2 separate regions of the Homo sapiens genome follow, and region 2 is linked to region 1. Evidence: chromatin contacts called from ENCODE Hi-C data. All regions are on one chromosome and are shown on one strand. Each heading gives the region's core, a stretch centred on a gene start or an enhancer-like site at or near the end of the contact. The rest is flanking DNA. Distances are from core to core; before and after follow the strand shown. Region 1 has its middle 65 kb from the start of C14orf132. Region 2 overlaps AK7 (adenylate kinase 7).

Region 1 (2,700 bases), core at 89-2,588:
TCTATAGAAAACGTTTGCCAACCTCACCAGAGAAGGTAATTCTGAGAATTAGCCCTTCCTAAAGACCAGGCAAGGTCACCTGGCTAGTCCAGCAGGAAAGTCTCACTTCTTCACCTTCCCTTTTGTCATCTTTGGGGGCAGCTGCCCCTACGGAGCTTAGGAGGAAGCAGTTCGGTACACAGCTGGCACAGAGAAGGCAGCCCCACAATCATTTGTCCTATCATCCCATCTTTACCCCAAGTAGGTCACTTATCATTAGCCCTTGGGTTAACAGAGACAGACGGAAGCAGCCTTGGAAGCCACATATGGCTGCACAGTGACAGGTTGTCACTACACAGAGGCATCTGGCCCAGGGGCATCCAGGGGCTGACGTGCAGATTGTGCCACTCACCAAGCTGTGTACCCAGTGTGGGCCACCTGTGCCCAGAGGACAAACACCTCCTCTTAGTTTTCATAAAAGAACCCATGAGGCATATGAGCTAATGTGGTTGCCCTCCAGGGGCTGGGCTGGATATCCATCCTGGCTCTGACCTTGGGCAAGAGACACACATTATCTGAGCCTCAGTTTCCTCATCAGTAAAATGGGAGCAAGAGTAGCACTGTGCTAGGCTGATGAAGGCCCTCCAAAGATACCCCTTGAACCCATGAATATGTTTCCTTAGATGGCAAAAGGGACTCTGAAGATGTGACTAAGTCAGGATCTTGAGATGGGAGACCATCCTGCATTATCCAGGTGGGCCCAATGTCATCACAAGGGTCCCCATGAGAGGGAGCAGGGGGTCAGAGTGAGCTCTCAGAATGTGACAAAGGAAGCCAGAGGTTGGAGTAACGCAAGGAAGGGGCCACAAGCCCGGGGGTGTAGGCTGCCTTTCCAAGCCAGAAAAGGCAAGGAAACAGATTTTCCCCTGGAGCCTCCAGAAAGACCCAGCCCCACCAACACCTTGACTTTAGCCTAGTGAGACTAATTTTGGACTTCTAGTATCAGAACTATAAGGTACTAAATTGATGTTGTTTTAAGCACTAAATTTGCAGTCATTGGTGACAGCAGATGTAGGAAACTCTACCACAAGCACCTCCCCTAGAGGATCACTGTAGGGATGAACTGAGATGAGGCCTCTAAGCATCCGGTCCCTGGGGCACAGCTTGGAGCTCAGTAAGTGGGAGCCACTGCCACTCGGTCAATACTGGGGCTTCCGAACCTCTGCCCCTATCCACCTCCTGCCTCTTTCCGGCCCCAGGAACCTCCTGGGGGAAACGAGGAGTGACCTCTGACCACGTGAGGAAGGGAAGGAGACCATATGGTGGAGATTACAGTCATTGCATCCTCGGCCCCTTCCAGACTTGCCCAACCACGGGAGGCAGGCCAGGTGGCCGTGAAGTCATTATTTACATGCCTCGGCTTGCGTCATTGGTTTCGAGTGCAGCCAGCGGTGAAAGCAAAAGTTCATCTCGGGCTGGTAGTGGGTGGCCAGCTGGCCAGATCATTCCCTGCAGTAATAAACCAGGCAGGGATGCAGTCACCCCGCCCACAGCCTTTCCCTGGGCTGCTTCAGCCCGCACCACATTCCGGGCCCAGCTACAGCTCGTCTCTCCTCTGGGAGGCTTCGCCCAGTGACCCAGCCCCAGGGTGACCAACTCATCCCTGTTTGCCCAGGACTTTCCTGGTTTTAGCACTGAAAGCCCCGTGTCCAGGGAAGCCCTTAGGTCCTGGGCAATCTGAGAGGGTTGGTCACCCTACTCAGCTGTCAGTGTGGAGAGAGCCTGCCCCATGGTACTTGATCCTGCTCCCCAGTACAGGACGGCCTTGTTCTCTTTAGATTCTGCCTGGTCTCAGGGCCCGCCCCATGCTGACCCCCCACCCAGCATCTTCTTCCTCTGGTTTGCCATGGCTCGCCCTGCCCTGGGGCCCGGACCAACCCACTTTGTTGGGGTCACTGCTCCTGTGTCTTTCTCATAGGCCTTCACTACCTTCCAGCTACATATTTGTCCCCAACTAGATCGTAAGCTCCAGGAGGGCAGGGACCCTTCTACTTGACTCAGGTCCCTGAAATCCTCAGTGCCTGCCACACTGCCTGGCTTATCACTGCACCTCAAAATATCATGTTTGGAGGATGGAGGGGAGGAAGGAAGAAAGAAAGAAAGGCAGGAGGAGAATCCCCAAGTCACCTGTGTCCTTCGGACTCCTAGCCCACAATGTGACTGATGTTACAGAAAATGCGCTCCAGGCAGAAGACAGGCTGCTTGGCATTTAGCTGTGCGGTGAGGAATGGCCTGATCTGGCTGGTAGGTGAGTCTAATGGGCTGGAGAGCAACGAGCAGCGGGGACGCACCGGGAGCTCCTGGGACTTCAGGCTCCCGTTTTTCAGATCTCTTAGACAGAGCCTTGCCCCAGAAACCGTCTGTACTGAGACTTCACACAAGGCCCCATCTGTGTGTGGATATAAACCAGAGCAGCTGAGAAACCCGCCCTCCCCTCTGAGACCTGGGCAAGGCTCTGGAGCACAGAGGAGGAGGCTGGAGCGCATGCACTTTGATCCTCCAAAAGGGAGCTGCCCCCACCTCAGACACCCCTCCCCCAAATTACTGAAGCCTATCCCCCCGCCCCCCCGCTTACTCTGTGCAAGCAGAGTAAGCTTCGTGTCCATGGCAATGACCATGGCCTTCAAAGTTCCTCTTCCCATCCTCCTGTGAGATGCCAGG
Region 2 (2,700 bases), core at 146-2,645, 340 kb after region 1:
CCAAACAAGCCAGTTTCAGTCTTCAATAGGCATGATAATAAAGCTCTCTGTGTTTTAATCCTTATGGCAAAAAGTAGCCTAAAGTAACCTGGTACTAACCTATCGGTTATCTTTCCTTTTTTTTTTTTTCCTTTTGAGATGGAGTCTCGCTCTGTCACCCAGGCTGGAGTGCGGTGCCACAACCTTGGCTCACTGCAACCTCCGCCTCCTGGGTTCAAGCGATTCTCCTGCCTCAGCCTCCCAAGTAGCTGGGACTACAGGCGCCGGCCACCACGCCTGGCTATTTTTTGTATTTTTAGTAGAGACAGGGTTTCACCATGTTGGTCAGGCTGGTCTCGAACTCCTGATCTCAGGTGATCCATCCGCCTCAGCCTTCCAAAGTGCTGGGATTACAGGCGTGAGCCACCACGCCCAGCCCCATTAGTTATCTTTATGTTGTTCTCCTTGTCCCTGCCTTACAAGGAAACTAACTTTGAAATGACCAATGTGCTTTTTGTTCTTTGTTTCTGCTTTCTGCAGCCCTTTCTGCCTATCAAACTACCCGCCTCTGCTCATTTCACTGACACACTTGTTCTATTTTATGGAATGAAATGTTGCCTGATTCTAGAATCACAAATAAAGTCCATTGAAATCTTTAACTAGATTTGTTATAATTTTGTCTTTTGACAGACCCTTTTAAGTAGCATTTTTTCCCCAGAGGTTTCTTTGAAGATTGTCAAATATTTAACAGAGGAAAAAGCAAAAAGCTGAAATGTTCTGAGAAATGGGTAGAAAATAGGCTAGGTGCAGTGGCTCATGCCTGTAATCCCAACACTGTGGGAGGCCAAGGTGGGAGGTTCGCCTGAGCCGAGGAGTTCGGGACCAGGCTGGACAACATAGTGAAACCCTGTCTCTACAAAAAATACAAAAATTAGTCGGGTTTGGTGGCTCATGCCTGCAGTCCCAGCTACCCGGGAGGTGGAGGCGGGAGGATCACTTGACCCTGGGAGTTTGAGGCTGCAGTGAACCGTGATAACACCACTGCCTGCCAGCCTGGGCAACAGAGCGAGACTCAAAATAAATAAATAAATGAGTGAATAAATAAATAAATATAGAAAAAAAGAAATGAATACAAAATAAATGTGAACTGCACATTTGGAAGCGTGCATTCGATTTATTTTCATTTTATTGAAAGGAAGCTAAGATGGAGGTAGAATTGACAAGCCATTGTGATAGACATCTATTCACTGTTGTTTCTCTCTGGAATTTAATTTTTGTTCCAATCCCTGCTCTGCTTCTCACTAGCTGTGTGAATTTAGGGAAGTTACTTACGGGGATAGGAGCAGCACCTACATGCTAGGGCTGTGAAAATTTAGTGGGATCACACCTGTGCCACCCTCAGCACAGAAGCAAGCGCTCGGAAACCTTGGCAACTGGGATAGGAAAGCAGGCTCAGGCACTGTTGCTGCGTGACTTCCTTAAAGAGCCACAGCTTGTCTAAATCTGTGTCTTACTTTGTAAAATACCTCCCTAAAGCATTGTTGTGAGGCTCACACGAGCCCCTAGATGGGGAGGGCTTCATAAACTGGGGTCCTGCTGGGGGCCGGTCCTGCTGGGGGCAGTTCCCCTTGTTGGGAGACAGGGCAGTATGCTAGAAAGAAGACAGGTCCAGAACCAGATGCATCTGACCTCAAAAGCTGGCTCTTCCACTTTCGCAATAGCTCTTCAGCCTGAGAAATGTCACCGAACCCTTTAGCATCTTCCTCATGTGGAGAATGCAGATAACCATCCCAACCCTGACCGTATTGAAAATGGAGATAACTTATCAAAGCACCAAACCCCACGCCCAGCCATGGGGGTGGTGGTCAGTGAATTCTAGTTTACTGCATCTCTTTCGCTTTTTCCCTTTGATGATTATTTTACCTGTGGGTCTGCAGAGTGATACAAAACGTCATAGATCACGTGCCAAAGCCTCACTACCTGGTTGCTGTGGATGAGTCTGTTCATACCCTGGAAGACATAGTCAAGGTACAGTGGTTTCATCCCATACTTTGATGACATATCGTAAATAGTTTTGCTGGCTGGGCGCGGTGGCTCATGCCTGTAATCCTAGCATTTTGGGAGTCCGAGGCGGGTGGATCACCTGAGGTCAGGAGCTCAAGACCAGCCTGACCAACATGATGAAACCCCATCTCTACTAAAATACAAAAATTAGCCGGGCATAATGGCGGGTGCCTGTAATCTCAGCTACTCGGGAGGCTGAGACAGGAGAATCGCTTGAACCCAGGAGACGGTGGTTGCAGTGAGCCAAGATTGTGCCACTGCACTCCAGCCTGGGCGGCTGAACAAGACTCCATCTCCAAAAAATAAAAAATAAAAAATTAAAATAAAAATAAATTAAAAAGTTTTGCCCCCAATCAGTTGTGCTAACAAAACTGGGACTCCTAAGAAGAATATCCGTAAAACCCAAACTCACTATCTGCATTTGCAGTATATACTTTGAGGTTACTACCAAAATAGCCTTTCTCTTTTATATGTACAGAGGGAAATAAGAAAGACTGCTGTAGGGCTCAGGTTAAGAAGATGGCGATCATTGCACCCCAGACACACACGCAGATGACACACCAGAATACGAAAATCCGCCAATAGGCACTTGCCCCAAAGTATTGATATGATCAGGTTCACCAACCTACTGGCCAATTCCAGGAGTTCTATTTTTAA

What was found. A loop is a pair of places that touch in the nucleus more often than their neighbours do.
Region 2: a map of K562 shows a loop between it and region 1 (2.5-fold over the local background). The contact joins two enhancer-like sites. A Hi-C loop is called at or near these places in 3 of 168 maps with a recorded cell type or tissue (K562, ovary and transverse colon).

The regions. Positions count from the first base shown.
Region 1 is chr14:96,103,418-96,106,117 of GRCh38, forward strand. No RefSeq gene overlaps it. Among named protein-coding and RNA genes, the nearest start is that of C14orf132, 65 kb to the left of the region's middle. Within about 2 kb of position 1,339, at least 10 of the 41 ENCODE cell types and tissues checked have a DNase peak (open chromatin) inside an H3K27ac peak, as active enhancers do.
Region 2 is chr14:96,444,601-96,447,300 of GRCh38, forward strand. It overlaps AK7 (adenylate kinase 7), which reads left to right. Exons shown (of 18, transcript NM_152327.5): 8 at 1,917-2,007. Among named protein-coding and RNA genes, the nearest start is that of AK7, 54 kb to the left of the region's middle. Within about 2 kb of position 1,396, at least 2 of the 41 ENCODE cell types and tissues checked have a DNase peak (open chromatin) inside an H3K27ac peak, as active enhancers do.